Regions from separate parts of the Mus musculus genome. Here region 2 is linked to region 1. Evidence: chromatin loops called from intact Hi-C (ENCODE). Cell type or tissue: left cerebral cortex. All regions are shown on one strand. Each heading gives the region's core, and the rest is flanking DNA. Links, peaks and the distances in the headings are about the cores only. Region 1 overlaps Vrk1 (vaccinia related kinase 1). Region 2 overlaps Papola (poly (A) polymerase alpha).

Region 1 (10,806 bases), core at 1,888-9,887:
ATCTGCCCCATCTTTACATACTGTTAAAAACTAGAAATGGTTAAACCAGAACACTTACCATAAAAAAGTACCAGTTACCTAATGTGACTGCAAGATTTCTGCAGAGACCGAAATATAAGCAGAATTTAAGGAGGGATAAAATGGAAGAATTGCCACAGTGCGCTGGAAGATTCAGTATTACAAAGGCAGTGGCTCTCAAAACTCAAGCACAAACCACTGCAAGCTCAAAGCCCAGCAAACAGAGGAGTGTTAGTGTGAAGCTGACGTGATGACACTAAGGCTTCGACAGAACGCAGTTAAGAACCGGGGGCGGGGGGAGCACTGGCTGCTCCCCCAAGGATGTGGGTTCCATCCACAACACCCACATGGTAACTCACAACCATCTCAAAGTCCTGTTCCAGGAGACTGGACACCTTTACTGGCTTCTGCAGGAACTAGGCACGCATGTGTATAGACACACATGCAGGAAACACCCCTACACCTAAGTTTTAAGTTTTAAAAACTTTAGTAAATTCTTTAGTTAAAAAAAGGAAAAAGAATGAAGTCAGGTTTAAAACCAGCAACACTCAAGGCTCCAGACGCTGTCAGTCATCAAGAAAGAAGGCAGACTTGAGTGTCTGAGGCAGTACAACCAGGAACAGAGAAAAAGAACAGAGTCCACGCGTGCGTCTTAACAAAGGCAACATGAGAGGACAAAGGAGAAGTCTAGAGGAGGTGATGCTAGGCCAGCTGACTCAGCCCTTCTCACACAGTCCATGGAAGCTGCTGCTGTGCGGAAGACAAGATCCAGACAAGCGCAGAGTATGTGAGGACTGGAACGCAGGAAGGCAGGGCAGGTAAACAGACACACAGCAGAGTGTGGGGGCACTGGGTGACTGGGAACAGGATGGATGGTGAAGAAGAGCTTCCCGGGCCTCAGCAGTTTTCCCTCAGCCAGGAACCAGACACATTTCATGTCTCTAGAAGGCGAGGCCACTGGCACCTTCTCCTATTTCAAGCTGTAGACTCTCAATCAAAGTAAAAGCCAATGACCCCATGATGACCAAGAACGCAGGCCTCACACCGTCTTCCCAGCCTCCACACAGCACCTCCTTCAGCTGCTGCAAGGCTGTCCCTGGCCTCTCTGACCAACACTTACATCCCCCTCCCTACTCTCTGTGCCTTCTCCACATTCCCAGTTCCATTCCCTGTTTTCCTATTCTCCACAGCACTAACAGTATAATGCGCTAACAGAAATCCCTGTTACATCCTTAGCCATGCTCAGGGACGGGTCTGGTACAGCCTGCACTGACAGCACTCCAGTACACAAAACAACTCCATAGCCACTGCCGCAGTGAACACAACACACTTCCATTCCTGAAAGCTAAGGGCAGCTGTATGAGGCTCCAGCCTCACTGCCCAGCTCGCCATGCACCTCCAACAGCAGCAACTGAAATGCCCAATTCACACACAGGCCGAGGGCTTTTCCTCCCAGAAAACAAAAGCTGTACGAAGGTCTATGGGAGCCTCCCCTACCTGGCTTATTTTTCTCAGGAAAGCATTTCTCCATCAAAGCTGCGACGTTGTCTCTGTATCTGTGGAGGAAGGAAGGAGTCCTTAGTTACAAGTGTGTCCCCAAGAGCCTTCAATAACAGGACACATCTCAGCAGGCAGTGTGTCTGAGGGGAACAGCAAAGTCAATAGTCCTGCTATCTAACCTGCACCTTCTACTTAAATCACTGCCAGGTGTGCTGACTCGGGCAGGAGGGCTGCTCAACAACGCACTGCCTATAAAATAAATAAAATAAAATATAATCTAGAGAATTTAAAACTCCAAAGAAACTGTCAAGAAACTCTGACAGAATCTGTGCCTCCCTCACCATCTGTGGCAGGCAGGAGAGCTGGCCCTGTCCCACACCAGCTGCAACACTCAGGAGATCGGGCCCTGCACATCCTCTGGGCAGCAGAGTGGAGGTGGCCCTGGTAAGAGCCCAAATGCAGGGCTTTGAATTGCCCCACCCCAAATCTACCCCATCAATGACCTGCTGGAGTCCAGAAGGGGCGGGTCCTACAAATCCAAAACTATGGGATCTCCATGACACAGGGCAGCGACAGGATATCAAAAGGACTCCAGCAAGAAACCAGAATTAAGAAGTGGGGGTAGGGGGGGTGGTTTGCAAGGGTGGACAGTGGGTACAAGGAGAGGGGGAGATAAGTAGGATTGGGGTGCATCATATAAAATTCACAAAAAACCAAATTTTTTTTTTAAGATTTATTTATTATTATGTAAGTACACTGTAGCTGTCTTCAGACACTCCAGAAGAGGGAGTCAGATCTTGTTACAGATGGTTGTGAGCCACCATGTGGTTGCTGGGATTTGAACTCTGGACCTTCGGAAGAGCAGTCGGGTGCTCTTACCCACTGAGTCATCTCACCAGCCCCAAAAATGTTTTTAAAAGGGGTATTTCTTTTGCCACATCACCATGCAACCCAAAACAATGTAAGTTGGCCCTTACCTAATTTTGGAATCCCTAACGTAGTTAGGATCTTTCAAGTTATCTTCCCAAGGAAGACAGCCGCTGAGCCACTGGATCATGCAATAACCAAGTATTTCCAAATCACCACGTCTTGATGGGGCTACAAACAGAACAGGAGATTAACATGGTGAGACAGCATTCCAGAAAAACAGCAAGACGGAGCAGTCCACTCAGGTCTAACCTGCAGCAGAAACATTTGCCTGCGTATAATAAAATCACTGAACAGTGGGCTGTGTAAAACAAACCTTTATTCTCCAAGTAATGACTTACTTAGAACCCAAACTGATGAGCCTTAGGGTTTGAAACTGCTACCCCTGGTCTAGAAAGTAAAGTCTGAAGCCACCTCACACCCAGCTGTCTTTGGGAGACACTCACATACTGGACACTCTCCATATGTCCTCCACAGCAAAGGGCAGAGAAGGGGCTAAGCTAGCTTATACAAAACATAAGCCACAGAGAACCCAGACACTAGAAAACAAAGCAGTGCAGAGCTAAGCTGTGTGAGTCCTAAGTACAGTCTGGTACCCCTGAAGACCAGAGGCCCTCACTCCCAAGGGCCCTCACTCAAGTACAGGAGCCAAACCTCAGGCCTCCTTCTCCACATCACTCTTCCCGTACTCTCTATCAGTCTGTGTTTACTTAGCATTCAGACAGAAACATGAGTACTGTGGAGGCACACCACAGGCCACTGTGGACATACCCACGCCTTTGTGAGCGTCGATGCTGGTGAACTCCAGGGTGCCGTCATGGCACCTTTTGGGATCTTCCTTGTACTCTTTATGAACTCCATCTGGGCAGTACCGATAAGCAAGGCCATAGTCTACCAAATATACCTATAAATTTTCAAGAACCAAATTAGAGACAAAAATCAATGCACATGAATTACCAGAAAAGTACTGAAATAAAATACAATCCCTTGGAGGTCGATTCACCTACAAGGGCAAACAGCAGCTCTCGAAGCAAGTCAAATCTAAACTGAGCACTCCAGCAAGTCCTGAGTCTCCCCCCACCTACTCTGCAATGCTGGGGGTCGCACCTAAAGCTTCACACAAGCTAGGCAGGAGCTCTGCTGCTGCTGAGCTACCACTAAGCTATTCCCAGCCTCCCACCCAGGAAGGTTTGACTTTTAATAAGTGTTAAATGCCCAGAAGGCCACAGTGCTCCAGTGTTAGCTCCCTCTGCATGCTTTCTTAGGAAAGTGTGTGCTAAAGTAGTTAATCCTGTCTCCATGGGCAAGGCTTACAGATGGTCAGTTTCTCTTACAGAGTCTAGAACCAAACTACAACAAAATAGAAATGTTCAAGACCCTTTCCACAAAGAAAAGGGATATGAATACTGTTAGCACACAATACAACAGCTCTCTTCTACTCTTGATTCTCGTAAAATAGTCAAATGCCTATGTACTTCATAAAATGATTCAAGGGCTATAATAACTTTCAAAACTCTTAGATCAGGCCTCTACCTGCATCTTAAATACTACATATTACATTCTGGTCTTCCAGATTAAAGCTAACTTAAAAAACAAATAAACAAACAAACAAAAAAACAGAGTAATGCTATGGGCATAGCTGGTTGTTGTGACTAGCATACAACACTGGGACAAGTGGCTTCCGTCTGACGGCCACGCATGCACCTGGTTCTGTCACAACGCATGAACGCATGTGCATGTGAACACAAAGATGGACACAGCCTGAGAGAGTAACCCCATCCACAGAGCAGGTCAGAAAGGCAGGAGAGCCGCACACGGCTGCCGTGTGGACAGAAGCTGCTCCCATCAGTCACGTGTAAACCAACAGCAGTTGGTTTCTAATAGTGCTCTGCAAGCCCTTCCTACTCCAGCTAAAGTAAAGGGAGCTTTACCGCTCGCTCAGGCTCTTGGCTGTGCTCAGGGAAACAGCTTGAATGAGATGGTTGAGGATGCCCACCTCACAGAGCGTCCTAGCACAGCAGCTTGCTCCCGGTGCCCTACACTGATTCCTGAGGCTCACCAGAGCCTATAGAGCAAAAGCAAACACCCTGTGCAGAAAAGGAAGGAATCAAAAGAAGGAAACCGTATGCAAAGCCAAAAAGCAGAGAATGTTGACAGATCACTTCCCTGAGCCAAGCACTCAAAACCTCCTTCTTACACAAGATCAAGAGGCGACACTAAGCAGCCTTTATTGTCACTGACAACTGAACTGACCCCACATTAAAGACCAAGTTCTCCAAATAACAGACACTTATGTCAGATGGAGTTTTTGAACACAAGAAGTAATGAAGGTGACAAAGTGGACCAGCAGATCTAACTCGCTGGTGTACTTTATAGTTTAAGCTTCACCCCAAACAGCTATTTGAAATGCATGTTGTAGCAAGCACTTCCAAATATTATGTAGAGCAAAACAGCCAACTTGATAAAGTGCCAGCAAACTGCAACAAAAATACAGAATGGCAACTGGATACAAGTGTCTGGAGAAAGGGCATTGTTAGCTTATCTACTTCGGAGCTTGTGGGGTTCAGCCCAGAGTGCCCCACTTGCTCCCAAGCAGCACAAGTTACAACAGTAAAAGCTGCAGTTCTAAGGACCTGGTCAGGGTTCTTGTGACTCAGGAGCAGGTTGGAGGCCTTGATGTCCCCGTGCACGTACTCATGCTCATGGATGTACTCCAGGATATCCAGCTACAGAGAACACACAGTGAGTTAGTGCAGTACCTAACATGGCCAGCAGAGGGCTGAGCTTCAGCGGAAACCAGCCCTTACTGTATTCACAAGGAGCATAGCTCACATACAATTCTTAAGCTTAGCTGCAATACAGTTTTCCGAGAAAACCTTTTGGCATTTGCTTCATATATTTTCTGAAGGTCACTCCCAAAGCGGTCCATTATCATAAACCTGTAACTGAAGACAAACAAGGAATGTCAGTGAGGGAATAACTGGGAACATGTCCTTGCAATGACTATTCCCCTTCAGTTAGGTCAAGTTAATGCTAACTAAGGCAGTACTATAGATTATAAACGAGGAGGAAAGGGGCGCAAACCCATACCATGAAGAATCTCTCTCAACTACATAGAAATCTCGAGAATTCAGAACGTTTCGTCATCCTGCCCTGGACTGAGCTCGTTTATAGGAGACAGCATTCGAATTACGACAGTGCCCAGCCAGAATCCAACACTCATCTACAATGGAACACAGCCACCTGGCTTCTCACAGCTAACTGCTGTTTTTAGACAATTGCTTCTTTCTCCTGACTGCACCTCCATTTTTAAGGTACATTTCAACAATATTCTGTTAAATCTAGGCTGTCAAGAGATGGCTTACAAACTACATTCAGTAAAACTGACCAAATGGTATTAAGCAATTACGTGTAAAACATTCAATGGTCAGATCTGCAAAAGGAATACCCTACAAAAATGAAGATTTTTGTTTGTTTGTTTTGCCAGCCCCCTCCCATGTCAGCTGGACCAGGTGACATTACTTCCTGGGGCCGTAATTTTTGGAGAAATGGATAGAGGAGGCAGGTCTCATCCTTCCCAGGGTCTCAAACTCTAGGAGGGCAGAGATGCGCTGGAGTCCTGCGAGGACACTGCCCAGCTCCTCTGAGCATCACCGTCACCTTCAACAGCTGTCCAAATCCTAATCCGTCTATGTAAATCGCTGACATAGACACAGGACAAACCCTGCCATGGAATGCTCATGACACAGCAGTCAGGCTCATGATGGTAAACTACAGGAGCTTCCAAGGAAGGAGCAGCCAGCTAAATGAAAAGACAGTGTGGTAATGGAAAGCCTAGGGCCCTGTTCATTAGAGAGTCTGTCTATGTATCTTTTAATGTCTTAGCACATAAAGTCTATGTCACAGTCACACTATCAAGTAGAAGCAAAATATATTCATGTGTGTTAAGATTCCTGCTACCCTGACCTGTGCAGCCATGTGTCCTCCCAATATCCTGAGTATGGCAAGTTGGGCAAAGCTGAGAGAAGAGTAGGGTGCACACTTTTGTTAACCTGTGTAATCAGTACAATACTCTGAATAACAAATAACCTTTGCCAACAGTCTGTGTCTTAGGGTTATTACTACTGCTGCAACCAAACACCATGACCAAAAACCTACACTTCCACTCTTCATCATCAAAGAAAAGTCAGGACAGCAACTCACACAGGGCAGGAACTTGGGGCAGCAGCTGATGCTGAGGCCATGGAGGGCTGCTGCTTACTGGCCTGCTCTCATGGCTTCTTGCTCAGACTGCTGCTTATAGAACTCAGGACCAGCAGCCCAGAGGTGGCACCACCCACAAAGGGCTGGGCATTCCCTCATTAATCACGAATTAAGAAAATGCCCTACGGCCAGGTCTTTTAGACATATTTTCTCAATTAAGGTTCCCTCATTTCAGGTAACTCTGGCATGTGTCACATTGACAAAAAACTAGCGAGCACAGTCTGGAAGAGGATAAACATATTGTTTGCTTCAACACAGGAACCACTAATGTAGATTTCACTGGTCTTTGTTTTTGTTGTTTGTTTCTTTGTTTGTTTTTTAGTTTTTTCGAGACAGGGTTTCTCTGTGTAGCCCTGGCTGTCCTGGAACTCACTTCGTAGACCAAGCTGGCCTCGAACTCAGAAATTCGCCTGCCTCTGCCTCCCAAGTGCTGGGATTAAAGGTGTGCACCACCACGCCCGGCATCTGGTCTTTGTTTTTTATGCACAGATCACCCTGCCACTAACTCTAAATGGCCCCTAAAATTCCCTCATCATCACACACACACTGTTAGCACATTCCCTCAGAGAGCTCTGGGACAGAGTGAAGCTACTTCTGAGAATGTCTATCAGGTAAGGTCTCTGATGCTTTCTTTTTTGAGGGACTTAGTTAAATGCTTCAGTTAATAGGAAAATATCAATCAGTTCCAAATGAAAACAGTGAGTCTTTCTACGATCCTCACACTGCTCTAAGCTACCTATCCCTCCCGTCACTCAAATACAAATTAAGGAAAACTAAGGCCGCTGGCAGGGGAGGAGGCTAGGCCAGGAGAAGGACTCTTTCTATTGCTTTCCTTCGGAAAGACGTACATGCGTGCGTGATTGGTTTTAGTGCTTCAACCTAACAGTCAACACTTCACCCATGACTAGTCTGAGTCTCAAGCTCCACTGAGGAAGGTCTAGCAAATGTCCACTTCGACTGAGAAGGACTGACCATCACTGACAATCACCGAGACCCTGCTGCACACCTGCTCAGCTGCAGTCACCCGTTCTTACTACACTAAAGCTCCTGCCAGCAGCACCCTCTGAATACAGCTGTCCTTCTGCCCATCGCCTCTCTCTGGCTCTTATCACCCCACAGTACACTGTTCCAGTAAAACCACCTGTAACAAAAAATGTAAGATTTCAGGGAGCCCAGACTCCCTGAAACATGAATGGTTCTCTAGTAAATAAACCTGGCAGGCCTACAATGGCTACCTGTCATGGTTTGAATATGCTTGGCCCAGGAAATGGCACTAATAGACAGTGTGGCCTTGTTGGAGGAAGTGTATCACTGTGGGGACAGGCTTTGAAACCCTCCTTCTAGCTGCCTGAGTCTTCAATCTTCTCCTGTTTGTCTTCAGAACAAGATGTAGAACTCTCAGCTCCTCCAGCACCATGCCTGCCTGGATGCTGCCATGCTTCCCCCCATGATAATGGACTGAACCTCGGAACCTGTAAGCCAGCCCTAATTAAATGTTGTCCTTGTAAGAGTTGCCTTGGTCATGATGTCTCTTCACAGCTATGAAAACCCTGCTATTCTCAAGTCTTTGCTAACACAGCACTAATCTGGCGTGGGCATTCCAACTTCTTCCATTCAATACTGTCTTTCACCAAGACACTTGTGTGACTACTTGGATCTTGCCAGCGGCAGGTTTAAGCATAAGAATTATAAAACTGTGACCATGAAAATGTATGAGAAAGTTGCATAGGACGCCACAAAAGTTTCCTTCATAGGAAAGGGAAACTCACAAGACAATGGCACCCATTTTTGACACTAGGCATTGTGTCTGTCCAGAAACAGAGCAGTCTTCCAATAACATCAAAAAGAAACTGAGAGTAACGGCACCATGACGGTAAACTGTGCAGACAGGCAGAGATGCACCCACACATACTCACGAGGCCAGAGGACTGAAGTCTGTGCCAGCCAAGGCTCTACAGTAACTTGAAGCTAAGTTTGGAAATCAAGACTCTAGCTCAAAACTGCAAGGCATGGAATCCGGCCTTTGATGACTGCTTAAGCCAGCTGAATCACAGCCTTCCTTTACTCACTGGGAACGCCTTTCTAACTGCAGGCCAGCCTCCAGTTTCTAACTCAGCCTGGCCTTCAGTCTCCTACACGCTTTGCTCCATGAAGCTTAACTCATCGACTCAGATACTTCACAAGAGCAGGCTGCACAAAAGTGTTAAGGACTTCTTAACTCTGACTCCTAAGACATCTAAGAGAACGGTTAGTGAGCAAGCATGGTTCAGAAATGCTCTCTCTCCATGATTCTCACCTCTAACTACTAGACTAAAGCCCTCAGAAAGAACAAGACCCTACTTTCCTTGAAAGATTAGGCATTCAACATGAGATATAAACGGGATCCTGAGGGCTCTTTGGCATAAAGAGCGGGAGAGGGAGGGTGTACTCTGTTCCTGTCCACAGAGTCCACAGGTTAGACTAGCACCCCATTTAACAGGCCCCTGACACTGTGGTGTACTGAGAACAACAGAGAGAAGATCTTACTCCTCCGCTCCACTGCCCTGCAGTCCAGAAGCACAGACATTCTGGGTGCTCCGCAAGTAACTCCTCACTAACCCAACTCAACAGGAAATGCTCAAAATGGAGATTTTTACCTTTTTCCATTTTTATCATGTAGACCAGATCCCCAATACTTAGGAACACCAAGGTACTTCAATTTATGTGTACGAATCCATTTCTGAACTAGAAGTTAAAAGAGAGGCCTATGATTTCAACTGCTATGTAAATGGTCATTTCAGAACAAATATCTAAGAACAGAGCATACTTATATGGGCAACAAAACCACCTCGAGTCATAAAACAGGATAACCCACACAAAGTCCAACTAGAAAATTTACCAATCTACAGAAACAGCACCCTGCTGTTACCTATCTTGAAACTGCCCATCTATGAGACCATTTTTAAAGTACACAATAGCACTGTCCCTCGGGTCACCTCCTAGTCACGGAGTGTGCTTGCTTCCACAAGAAGAATGACTGTCACCCCAAACTCTAGAAGTGTAGGGTTGTCTCCTTCAGTGTCTACATCTCTTCTCCCCTTGCAAGACTCGGGAGTGGCTCCTGCTCCCTCACTGGGGCCTCAGATGAACACAGTTGAGAGCAGCAGCCCAGGGCCAGGCCAGCTCCCGCCTCAGGAGCTATCGATGCTCAAAAGTCAGAGGCCTTACACACACCTGGGGACTAGGTTCGTTCATGTATTTTGAGCTGCAAAGCCTTGATTATTTCACATGCCCACAGACCCTAGGGCAAATACATCCGTACATCAGAAGGACTCACTCAAATATCATCTGATTGGTGTTCATGTATAAAGCAAATGAAAACAGAGACATAGGACATGGCACTTTACCTCAGCACTGTGAAATAAAGCCAGGTAAACTACTTATTTTAAAACGTTTAAACCTTTAACAAAACAATTTCAAGCGTGCTTATTGCTTCTTACTTTGCTCTGGTTTAGCAGCCCTCTGGTAGAACTTTAATTCCGTGAAAAGAGGTCCATTGTCACTGGGTTCCTTAGAATACAAGAGTCAATTAAAATTATTGAACTATTTACATTGAGCTTTCAAAATAGAGTAAATCTAATTTTCCTACAAACACAATATAACTTTGATACTTAAATTTACAAACTATTAAAACTCCTTACAAATGCTTTATATGTTCTCACAATAATTTTTCTTTCTCGTAAGCTCAACTTTCATAATTGATACATTATACAAAATCAGAAACACAGTTCAGTCTTTGCAGAAGTTTAAGACAAATGTTTAAGCTAATTTTCATCTTTATTAAGCAAAGGCCACCAATCATGCTAAGTGTATCACCACTAAGAGGCTACAAGGCAGTTCAAAGATTTAATAGAATTCCAACACCTGACTTAGCCAATTAATGGTAGAATCCCATCCCTTCCCTTGCCTTGCCCTACAGTGACTCTCGCTACTTCATGCAAGTGGAGGATCATCTGCATTGCAGAGCGAGACCGCAGTGCGCCTTCTTTCTAGTACTGAATCCTCTTTCTCAGACCAACAATTTTATGTCTTTTTTTTTTTAAATCAAAAAGAAACTGG
Region 2 (10,806 bases), core at 1,188-9,187, 220 kb after region 1:
ACACCTGCTACCTCTTCTTGGATGCCTCTTTTTCTTCCTTCTGATGCCACCACACCATCCAGAGGAAGACCTGGAAACTCTGGGGCCCCTATGAGGCAAGACATAGCCACACCAGCTCAGCGCGCCCAGGAGGCGTCAGAAGACGGGAGGCACACATATAACCACAGGATCAACCTCGACGAGTATCAGCGAGGTGGCTTTGGGAAAAGGTGGTGTGCTGGCACCACTACTTAACAGAGGAGCCAGAGCCTCTGCCCAACTGTCAACAGTGGTCAAACCTGGAGCTCACGTCGCTGATGCTGGGCAATCAGGCTAAGACAAGGTTCTGGGGAAGGGAACGCTCTCTCAGCAGTCTGTCACTGTGAAGGTCAAATCCTTCAGCACGCAAGCTTAAGAGAAGATTGACGTATTGGAGATGCCTGTATCTTGGTGGCTTGAAACATCCCAAGAAAGTTCATTAAATGCTAACATTAAAAAAGAAGAAAAGAAAGGCCTAGGATTGGGACAAGGAAAAGGAAAGTGTACTTTCAACAAACAGTGTCATTTGCTCAGCAACTATGACATTACCAGATCAGGGGAGACACAGGCAGTTCTCTGAGGAAGAGAACCCAAGGCAGGCAGAAGTGACCCACCCACTTGAATTCTCACACCGTGCCTTGGGATTACACATGCCATCATTCACATGGGGCCAACAGAGTTGTAAGAGCTGTAACAGGGTATCTTTTAAAGGGGGGTTTTGTGGGCTGGAGGGGTGGCTCAGCAGTTAAGAGCACTGACTGCTCTTCCAAAGGTCCTGAGTTCAATTCCCAGCAACCACATGGTGGCTCACAACCATCTGTATCGAGATCTGGCGCCCTCTTCTGGCGTGTCTGAAGGCAGCTACAGTGTACTTACATATAATAAATAAATCTTTTAAAAAGGGGGCGGGGGGGGGGAGGTTTTGTAAAAGACCGAGCAAACATTGTTACTAGTCTCCATCACTGTTAATCACGAACGACAGTAGCCTGGGTTGTGAGTGCAGCTTAGAAGTCATGTGCTTGCCTGTCACGTGGTGAAGACCCAGGTTCTGGCCCCAGCTTGCCAAAGAACATAATCCTTTACCTTTTTCTTCCCAATGTTAATCCTCGGGAGGATAACAACAATTTTTAAGTTGGTAGAGAGGGGAAATACCACACAGATCTAAAGCTCACTTGTTTGTGTATACCTGAAGGCCATGTTACAAGAACACAGAACAAAGGACTACCTCATTTACCAAGCTCAGGTCTGAGTCAAAACAGCATCTATTTGCGGTTTGGGCGTAAAGAAAGCTAATAGAAATGTGAACTAAACAAAAAAAAAAAAAAAAAGCATACAGCCCAGGCCAAAAGGCAACTCATTTTCATAGTTTGGTTGATTTTTGTTAGGGTTAAAATAGGCAAAGAGATGCAAATGCGTGTGCAATGCCTTTAGAGAACAATTTGGCACACAAGCACGCTAGGGTCTCGTGGGTCAGCCTACAGTGTGCAGAGCGTGAATGTTCCTTTCATGTCAGCCACTACTGTGCGTTGCTGATCGTTTGCTGTCACCTTGTACTCGGCCAGAATTAACATTATGCAGAGCTTTAAAATATTTTTCTGTGCAGAGAAGAAAACAGAGGTGCTAACTAGGAATAAAAAAGCTTTAGTCCAGACTGTACCTGAGACACAAGCACTCAATGTTCAATTATGTCTTACTAATTCAGCAAAATGCAGGAAAATACCTATGAGCTACATGGGTGACAAATCCCAGGAAGCAGGGTCCAGTCCCACTTCTGTTGTCTACCAGGGTAGGAGGAAGGCAAGCTCAATCCTGGAGGTGTTAGTGATGGAGCCCTGAGAAATCCTTACCATTTTGCACTTTTGCTGAATAAGTCTCAAACTTCTATTCTACTTCAGTAAGAAGTAGCCCCAAGGTCATCAACTCAATGAAGGGTCTAAGCATTTGGGGTTTTAGAGACTCTGCATAGCTGCTAACCCTTTGGAAAACACTCTCCCCCTCCCCAACTCCCTCCCCCCCCCCATATATACACATACACACATACACATACATACACACACACACACACACACACACACACTCAAGACACTAAGATAATCATCCCTAAAAGTTGGCCATCACAAACTTAAAACAGTCTACTTCTCTTTTACGCAATGTGTGTGAGGATTTAAGAAAAATGTCAGAATTTGATCCAGTAAAATAAACAAGATTCAAGCTGTAAGACACAATTATAAACCTACTGAAAAACAACAGTGCCACCTGCTGACAGAGAAATGAAAGTAGAGGCATGAAAGAGCCATATGCATCAGTACCGGGAAATGTACAGTGCTCAGACTAGACAGAACACTACTGTAGAAAATGGAATTGTTCAGAGTGAGTTAGTGGTAGCTATAACCACCCTTTTCTCCCTAACGATCATCTAGGTTAACAACATTGCCTGCTATCGTGTGACACATTAGTACTGGGTTACAAATAGGCTAACCTAAAACAAACCTGCCAAATATAAGCACATTAAATTCCAATCTTCATTTGGGGCCACACCATATATTTGTATGTAGAACTAATTAATTAGATTGCTGAAAGGGGGAGAGGGAGAGAGAGAGTCAAAAGAAACCAGCCAACTATGGGATTTGTGCTGTTTTTTTTTTTATTGTGTTTTCAATGGAGAAATACATCATCTGTTTACAAAATAGCTCTTGAAAAATACAAGGAGTACAGATACTATAAAACAAAGCAAACTCCAGTCATGAGACACTACTTACATCATGCGAAAGCAACAGTCTGATCTCCAGGTTATGGAAACTAGAAGTAAAAAGTCACTACACAGAAAAGATCCACGTCTCCAGCCTGGTGAAACTTGGATGCAGTTACATGGAACGTTTATTAAACTGAATTTTTCCCCAATGTGTAAACAAAACGACAAGACTAAATCTGTGCCTGGTGATGTCAATCTAACTCTGAAGCTACACACACAGACACCAGTACATGTCACCTGTTAGCGGACCGTCTTCTTTACTCAAATGGTGGGAGGAAGGGCAAGGTGACTGCAGAGCAAGAGGTGGAGAGTAGAACACTGTATATAAACAATGTAAGTGGTAAAGAAAGCCTTAATTAATGCATAGCTTCAGGGGAAAGACTATACTCCAACTTTGGAAATTAATTTGGAAGGACAGGGGAGAGTTTAAGTAATTGCAGTGTAACATGAAAATGCACAAACGTGTGATAGAATGCAGCGAAATGAAGGATTCAAAAACCATGCTCATACAAAGATCTGCTGCTACAGGTCTGTTTTACCCAGATTAACAAAGAGTAACTTTATCAACATCTGGCACCCGTCAGATGTCACAAGATGGACGAGAATTCTGCTACTTAATTATGAGAAATCATTGTCTTTAAAGAAGATTTCTAATTTTTGATAGAACAAAAAAAAAAATTCAAAAGTGGAAAGCTGACTAAATGTCAAGTGCTTACTAGAAATGATTTTTAAAATGTTTTTGTATGTAAAATTCACTGACAAATTTTGATAAACTGGTTAAAAATAAAAATTAGTTTAAAAATCTGGAAGAAAATGCCTTTTGCCCACTTTTAAAAATGAAAATCAATTTGTCTAAGACAGGAACAGGAGTTGTGTGGAGTGTACAAAAGTCCTCGCAGAGATCAAAGGGCCGCCTCCGGGGATGCTTCACAGGTATGGCTTCAGTCACTCTCAAGTTCTAGCCATGGGACCAAAGTTAGTGTCTGTGTCACGCAGCCACAGGGTCAAGGTTACATGTCATGGCTTAGGAAAATACTGGCATTCTGGTTTCTGTGAAATAAGCCTTACCTTGTGCATACAAGCAAAGGGGAAAAAAGAAAGGCAAAAAATAAAATAAAAGGGGGTGGGGGAGCACTGTCTTTCTGAAGACTAACAGACTGAAGGCAAAAGAACAGAGCTTGCGAAAGCTCAAAGACCACACTTGTTGGCCGAATGCTGATTTGTATGCACTATAAAACAACTCTATAAATAAAAGGAATATATACTGCTTAATCATAACCTCATCAAAACCAAGTATCGCCTAATTCTTCTTTCAGTGTCCAAAGTATACCTTAGCATTGACAATTCACCCTAAGGGCTACAGCTGCCCGTAAGGACTGGGCTGAGCTCGGTGTCCTCCTGCCCTTTCTGGGACAGAATGGTACACCAATGCACAACGTATCCAATTTAAAGACTAATTGTAAAGAAAATTCTTTGGGGAAAAAAAATTGAAAATCCATTAAGCTGAAAATCTAAAATTAGTTCTACTTTCTAATTAAAAAAAAATACATAAAAGTGCATCATCAGAATGAGGAGTTCTTCTGCCAGCTTGTATTGCAGTTTTCCAAACAATGCAGCACACAGAGGCGCGATCCGGATGTCAGTTATGGATACAAACATAGCTCGAGGGTTTTGTTTTGTTTCCTTCTTAAAGGCAGTAATTTTTCTGAGTAGTTAATGCAGCTGTCGCTAACACAGTAATAATAGCACTCCTGGCTTCGCATACTAACCTGGACTTCTGATCAAGTGCTCATGAGCCCAAGGCAGGGAGGCCACCAAACAGCTAAACCCACTGTCAGTCAGGTCTAGTCTTGTCCCTCCAATCTCCTCTTTTCCTTTCTTTCTTTCTTTCCTTTGTTTAAGCATCTGGAGACAACGGGTTGAGTTGGCAGATACTGTTTATGGACCCTGAGGTGGTTTTACCGATTCAGTCTCAGTTTTATTGAATTCTTGATAACAGGAATAGGATTTGCAGGGAGAGCAGGGATATCAGAAAGGTCTGTACTGGATGTTTTCTGAGAATGAAAGCAAACAACACACCACAGTTTAAAGCACTGTGACTTAAAATGGGATGCGTGTCCCACCGCCTTACTCCTAGGAAAGGATGCAGCTTTATTATGAGGCAAATTTAAAAAGAAAAATCAATTTTAAATGGAAAATATGCAGCGCAAATAAACATAACTAGACTTGCAGACATTTTCAAATAATAACATTTTCAGGATTTACCAAAAATTATTTTGTAACTTCAAATAGAAATCTTAAAAATATATTTCACAAAATAAAGAACAAGAGAGAGAAAGATATTATTAATAAAATAACACTTAATTACTGTTGGGCCCAGTTTACCATACTAACTGCTCTAACAAGAAGTGGTGTCGGAGTGCCCTCGTGTGGAGGAAGCACTTACATTCACCTGAGACACACAGCTAGCATTTAGCAGTTATTTTCTGACACTCTAAATTATAAAATTAACTATATAACTGAACAATAATTTAACTCAACTTTTAGGGAATTAAAAAAAATTGTATCACAAATTTTATTACAAGGCATCTTTAATATTCCAAAATACAGAGATGAATCATAAAATGTTTCATGAGACGTTTCCACACAGGCATAGAAGTTGAGAGCATTTATTAGTCTCACATTAGTCTCAGCCAGCTTCAGCAACAGTTAAGTCAAAGCCAATCTACTCCTTCCTGTGGCCTTCAACCAAGGATTATTCTGAAGCGAAACTGAAGCTGCTCCCAATTATCTGTGATTACCTCAAATACGTGGCCCTGCTGTATTTAGACACTACCCTCCGCAATAAAGGCCCTCCCTCAATCACAGGACACAAGATACATTCTCTAAAAACAGCGTAACTGGGGTGGTCTGACTGGTTTATAAATCCTTTCACAACTGAATAAAAAAACTCTACTCAAAAAAACACTTTCAAAGCCAACCCCACTGGGGCGCCATGGCTGCAGGCACGTAATCAATCAGTGCAGCAGAGTGGGAAACATGTGGTGGAGGAACACAAGCACACTCCTCATTCGATGACCTCTTGGCTACTGAGGCTGAGGGAAAGCATACAGACAAACAACTTTGAGAAACTGAGTAGAACACTGGTGTTGGCAGAGTATGGCAGAGTGTGTTTCCCACAAGCACTGAGACTCTAAGCCACAGGTGAGTACACGGCTGGCAGCTAGCTCAGCGCCTCAGGTAATCTAGTTAGTACATGCTATGAGGAGACACTGATTTTTGGGTCAACGTTTGACCTACACTTTGGTTTAAGTTTAAAAGGATTCAAGAAGAAAAATAAAGAAGGTGAAGGTTTGTGAATTAGCAAGACAAGACTGCTTGTGTGCATATGGAACTGTCCCAGCCAACACTAACGCTAGTCAATTACTCTAAGGAGTTATTGACTGTCTACAGAATAACTAAATAAAATCAATACTAAAAACTAAACTGAAAAAGAAACACATCTTAAAAATTAAAAATATCAGGGAGCCAAAGGCAGTTCAGGAGCACTTAAGCTAAGCACCATAGTGAATGAATAAATACAATGAAAATCTCTCTGAGCCTTGCACACAGGTCCGGAACACTGTTTGTTCTTTGTTTCACTCTCAGCCTTTGACCTATAAATAAACATTTATGTCATCACACACAACAGTGAGGATCTGAACGATCTGCGGTGTAAGGGAAGACCTACAGCTGCCTCCATTCCCTTTGCCGGCGCCTCACCAGAGCTCAGGATAGTCTCAGCCCCACCAGTTTGAGGGGCCAATGTATGTCACAAGTCAGAGCTCGACAGAGCTTCCTACCAGCTCAGAGCAATGGCTCCAAATCAATAGTCTGCCTGCCTTTAACTTTAAACTACAGAAAACTTACAGACTTTAACTACTTCCACAAACAAAAATTTAATAGTCTAGCATGAGCCTTCATTTGAAATCAATATACCACTCTAATATCAAAACCACTGAGCAAACTCTCCATGCTTGTTTTACACTTAGTACCTGAGAGGCCAACAGAGAAGCCGATGCCGGAACAGTTTCTGATTGAACCGCACTTGTCTCCAGATCAACTTGTTCCTGGGAAACAAAGGATGGGGAGAGGGGAAGAGACACTTTTTTAAAAAAGAAAAAAAAAAAAAAAATCAAAGAGCATAAATGGGTGTGGTGGCTAATAAAGAAGACAAACTAGCAACAGGAGGGTAGAGAAAGATGTACCTACATTATATCACAAGTCATCCAGCCCTGTTATAATCTATTGCTCCATTTCAGATACAAATTGTAGGGCATGACCAAAGTATCTCACAGTTCCCAAATTGCTCTAACTTGGATGTTTTAACAAGTACTAATTAAAGGTATGCACAGGCACTTTAGAAAATGTTACCTAGATAATAATTCACAAAACATAAAACCAAAGAATGTCCTTAACTATGTGGGGGAAATGCATAACATTAGTAAATAAAAACTATTCAGAGGCACAAAAACTGCCCCACATTAAAGTAATTAAAGTAGCAAACAGCTGTAAATTGTCCTTTTCTTATGGTCTCTATCTACTGCCCTCCTCTGTCCAATAATCAATGCCCCAATTAGTGAGCAGACAACAGAGCGACAACTGTGTCACCCCACAGCAGCTTCACTCGCATACAGAAAACACACAAGCAGAGGAAGATACAGGTAAAAGCATATTTCTAAACTGTGAACACAGGAACCATCACTGCTTTCCCTACAAACTGCACAGGGTTAACAAGAATGGGAGAAGTGGAGTCTTTCACAGGGACTGTTTGGAATATGTATCAAGTTCTTAAAAATGTATTAAATAAGCAGAGCTGAATGGCAGATATTTACAATACTCCAATGCTGCAGTGGGAAGGTGCAAATTGTTTTTAATGGAAACAGTTGCTGACAATAAGTAACTAGTAAGGTGTGATTAAAAAAAATTCCAATACAGTCAATATGCAGATTATATAACATAAACCTATTTTTCTCGGTCTGCAAAGTGCGTTATAAATCAAAAGTAAAGGCACTGGTGTATATGTATACATGCACAGCTTGAAAGACATCATAAGGAGACTTACTACAGTATTCTTGGTGGGAATTTGGCTAAGTTGGGAAAGTTAAGCCTTTGGCATACTCATCTCACTTTCTAAGATGAAGTCATTCTCAGTCCTTAGGTTGGAGGGAACCAGAGTCCTCCTCACTGCCCAACCCGCTCAAGCCAAAGCCTTCTCAAACAGTTTTTCTAACCCAGCCCTACTGCTAGACCCAACAGTGAGGTTAGAGTTTCACGGCCAGCCTAGGCAATCACTGCTTCAAAGGTTATCTTACCTCTGCTCAGAGCAGCACCCTCCCCTTCTCACCCCATGTCTCCCAACCCTTACTACTGACACATAAGTCCCACACGCACACCACCATCTTACCTTTTCTCTGAACTCTAAGTTCCTGTTTTACACTGCTCTACTCCCATCAGACTTAGGCATTAATTAACATTAAAAAAACCAAGAGGCTTCTTAAAAACAGTGAGAGAGAACCCCACACACTCCAGTTGACTCAGCACCACAAGGACAGGCATCTATCTCCACACACCTGCACGTCTACCCGTGCACATTCTAAAGGCTAAGTTAGTATACCTTTGTCTCTGTTTTATCATGTCCACTCAAAGCAAGACAGTTAGCATCTTCACTTGTTTCATCCTGTTTTTAAAAAAAAAAGCTTTATTCTCCAAAATGAAATTTAGATTATCTGCCAATTAACGCTTTAATTTATAAAGTTTTCAAAACTATAAAGAGGAAGTAAAATAGTTCAGAGTCTCTTCTAAAGGGGCTTTTTGAGATTAAATAATTTAACTTAGCTTTAATAAGCACTAAAGAATTTTAAACATGATAAAAATTGTTTTGTAATCCCCATCACATAAAGTACATTCCCCAAACCAAAAAGCTCCTGAAGCAGTTTTTCTGAGGAGAGGAGAGTTCCCTAAGAACGTGGAACAGCAGGCTCTCCAGGAAGGAAGCAGACGTGCCTGTTAGCACAGAAAGGACTAGGACATTTTATACAGAGTATTATTTTTACTTTCTCAAGCACAGCTACCCCAGATACACTCACGCACACGGACACACACAGCTTTTCTTGGCAAAGCATTAGCATCCTACACGAACTCAGGGCCTATGGTCTTCTTGGGTCCTAAAAACCACGCTAGCACTATTCTCTTGGGTTTATTAACTTAGAGAACTTAAAATTCATTTATTTGTGGGTTTGTGCAGGTGGGAAGTGTATATGTGTGCACATGGAAGCCAGAGGTTAACGTCAGAGGCCGTTCCACGTGAGCTATCTACCTTGGTTTTTTTTCTCTCCCTTAGGAAAGTCTACCTCCTGTACTAGAAGCCCAAGCATGTGCCACCATGTCTGGCTTTTTACATGTTACTAGTCCTTATGCAAGCACTTCACAGACAACAGTATCTACTTAGTCTCTAATATTTTAAATACATATTTAAAAAGCAAAGAAACTACAGGTAACTTTAAAATTAAAAGTAAACAATTTACTAAAGACTAATTTTAATAATGGCCTTGTTTCTCAGAAACAAATTAAAAGCAAACATTTGTTGTCACTAAACAAATACTAAAGGTCACACTTTAGGATTACTGGTCCCACTGTGATATATATAGGCTGATGTATGTCCTTATTTGTAGACACACATTCAAATACTCATGTATATCTGAAGAAACGGGAGAGCAGACATGTAAAGGGAACACGCTGTTCAGGTCTCTGCTGAGACCAGGTCACAGCCACCTGACAGTGCACCTGTTACTTCTCCACATATTTAATTTTCCATATACAAAAGTTTTAAGGGCTTAGTACTTCACCTAAGCAAAATGAACTCAAGTTCAATTAGTATAACATACAGAGAAATTGAAAAGAAAACTTTTAAAGTACATATGTATTTAATTTAGCCATATAATATTATACAACAAACTGTTTTCTCTAAGATACAATGTACACTAAGCTGAACTGAACCACTCCCAGCATCTAAAACCTTCCTGTATGCACGTGATTGGAGTTTCTGTTTGCTCCTCACTATTAGGCTCACGCTGGTCTCCTAGTTCCTTGCCCTGAGTTCTGGAAATACAACATGTGTAGTCATGTTCAATATATCAACAGAACAAATGATCCACTTAAGGGGGTTGTACCAGAACACACGTATCCAAGTCAATATCACGAGAGGCCAGGTTTAGTACCTTTGACTAAGTTTAGTTTTGTGACTGCAAGAGACATTGAGCACGTGTGCAATCAGCCCACACATCAGCAACACCCTCCCCTATACTTTAGAAAGTCCTATGATTGGACTAGCTGGCTTTAAGGAGTCAGTGACATTCTAGAAAAGAAAAAAGAAGGAAGCCTGTACTTTAAAGGATATTTAAAAGACACCAAGTTACTTTAACCTGGCATCTTATATTTGTTTGATCCCATGTTTAAACAAGAGGGTATTTGAAAAGTGAGAACAGGGGCCCTATTATCAAGTAGGCTAATCTAAGCTTATTCATATTCTTTCATAGATGTGATCTTAAAAATCCAGTGAAATACCAGGGAATAACAATAACACCAAGTGGATCTTGTTCTAAAAGCACTTAGTGACATAAGTAGAAGAAACGAGGACTGGAGGACCGTGCCCATAACCCTAGTACTCACGGGGCTCAGGGAGGTAAGTGAGTAGTAGACAGAGAGACCACAAGCTTGAAGCTGGTCTGGACCACATCATGAGTTCATATAGTCAGTTCAGGTCTAGGCCAAACTTAAAGACCTTACCTTAGCTTAACAAACAAAAAGGTTGAATGGAAGGGGCAAAGAGAGTGGCTGAGCTCATTAGAACTGTAGCTATACAGTGTAAACATTAAGGCATCAATGGGCTGTTTTTGTTGACACGGTTATCTTGTGCCTTCCACAGACCATAAGTCTTTTATAGTCCAAGGACTGTTCTAGACCCACGAATATAAGTATCACTATCTCCAGTGACA

Evidence for each region. Peaks named below come from ENCODE experiments on the same cell type or tissue, not always from the same donor. Only the 100,000 strongest peaks of a DNase experiment are listed, where the experiment ranks them.
Region 2: it touches region 1 in a loop (7-fold over the local background); 14 of 42 quality-filtered maps call a loop at or near these places.

What each region holds. Positions count from the first base shown.
Region 1 is chr12:106,050,386-106,061,191 of GRCm38, reverse strand. It overlaps Vrk1 (vaccinia related kinase 1), which reads right to left. Exons shown (of 14, transcript NM_001029843.2): 4 at 10,188-10,257; 5 at 9,345-9,432; 6 at 5,282-5,390; 7 at 5,079-5,171; 8 at 3,217-3,349; 9 at 2,496-2,616; 10 at 1,516-1,574. Among named protein-coding and RNA genes, the nearest start is that of Gm32723, 39 kb to the left of the region's middle. In left cerebral cortex, for the core only: a CTCF peak has its summit at 5,217 (motif pointing right); DNase peaks (open chromatin) are centred at 5,210 and 8,716.
Region 2 is chr12:105,830,783-105,841,588 of GRCm38, reverse strand. Papola (poly (A) polymerase alpha) reads right to left here. Exons shown (of 22, transcript NM_011112.4): 20 at 8,427-8,489; 21 at 6,805-6,879; 22 at 2,645-4,824. The coding sequence ends at 4,729. Among named protein-coding and RNA genes, the nearest start is that of Papola, 51 kb to the right of the region's middle. In left cerebral cortex, for the core only: CTCF peaks have their summits at 2,279 (motif pointing left) and 5,201 (motif pointing left); DNase peaks (open chromatin) are centred at 2,280, 5,198 and 8,868; H3K27ac peaks cover 2,739 bases.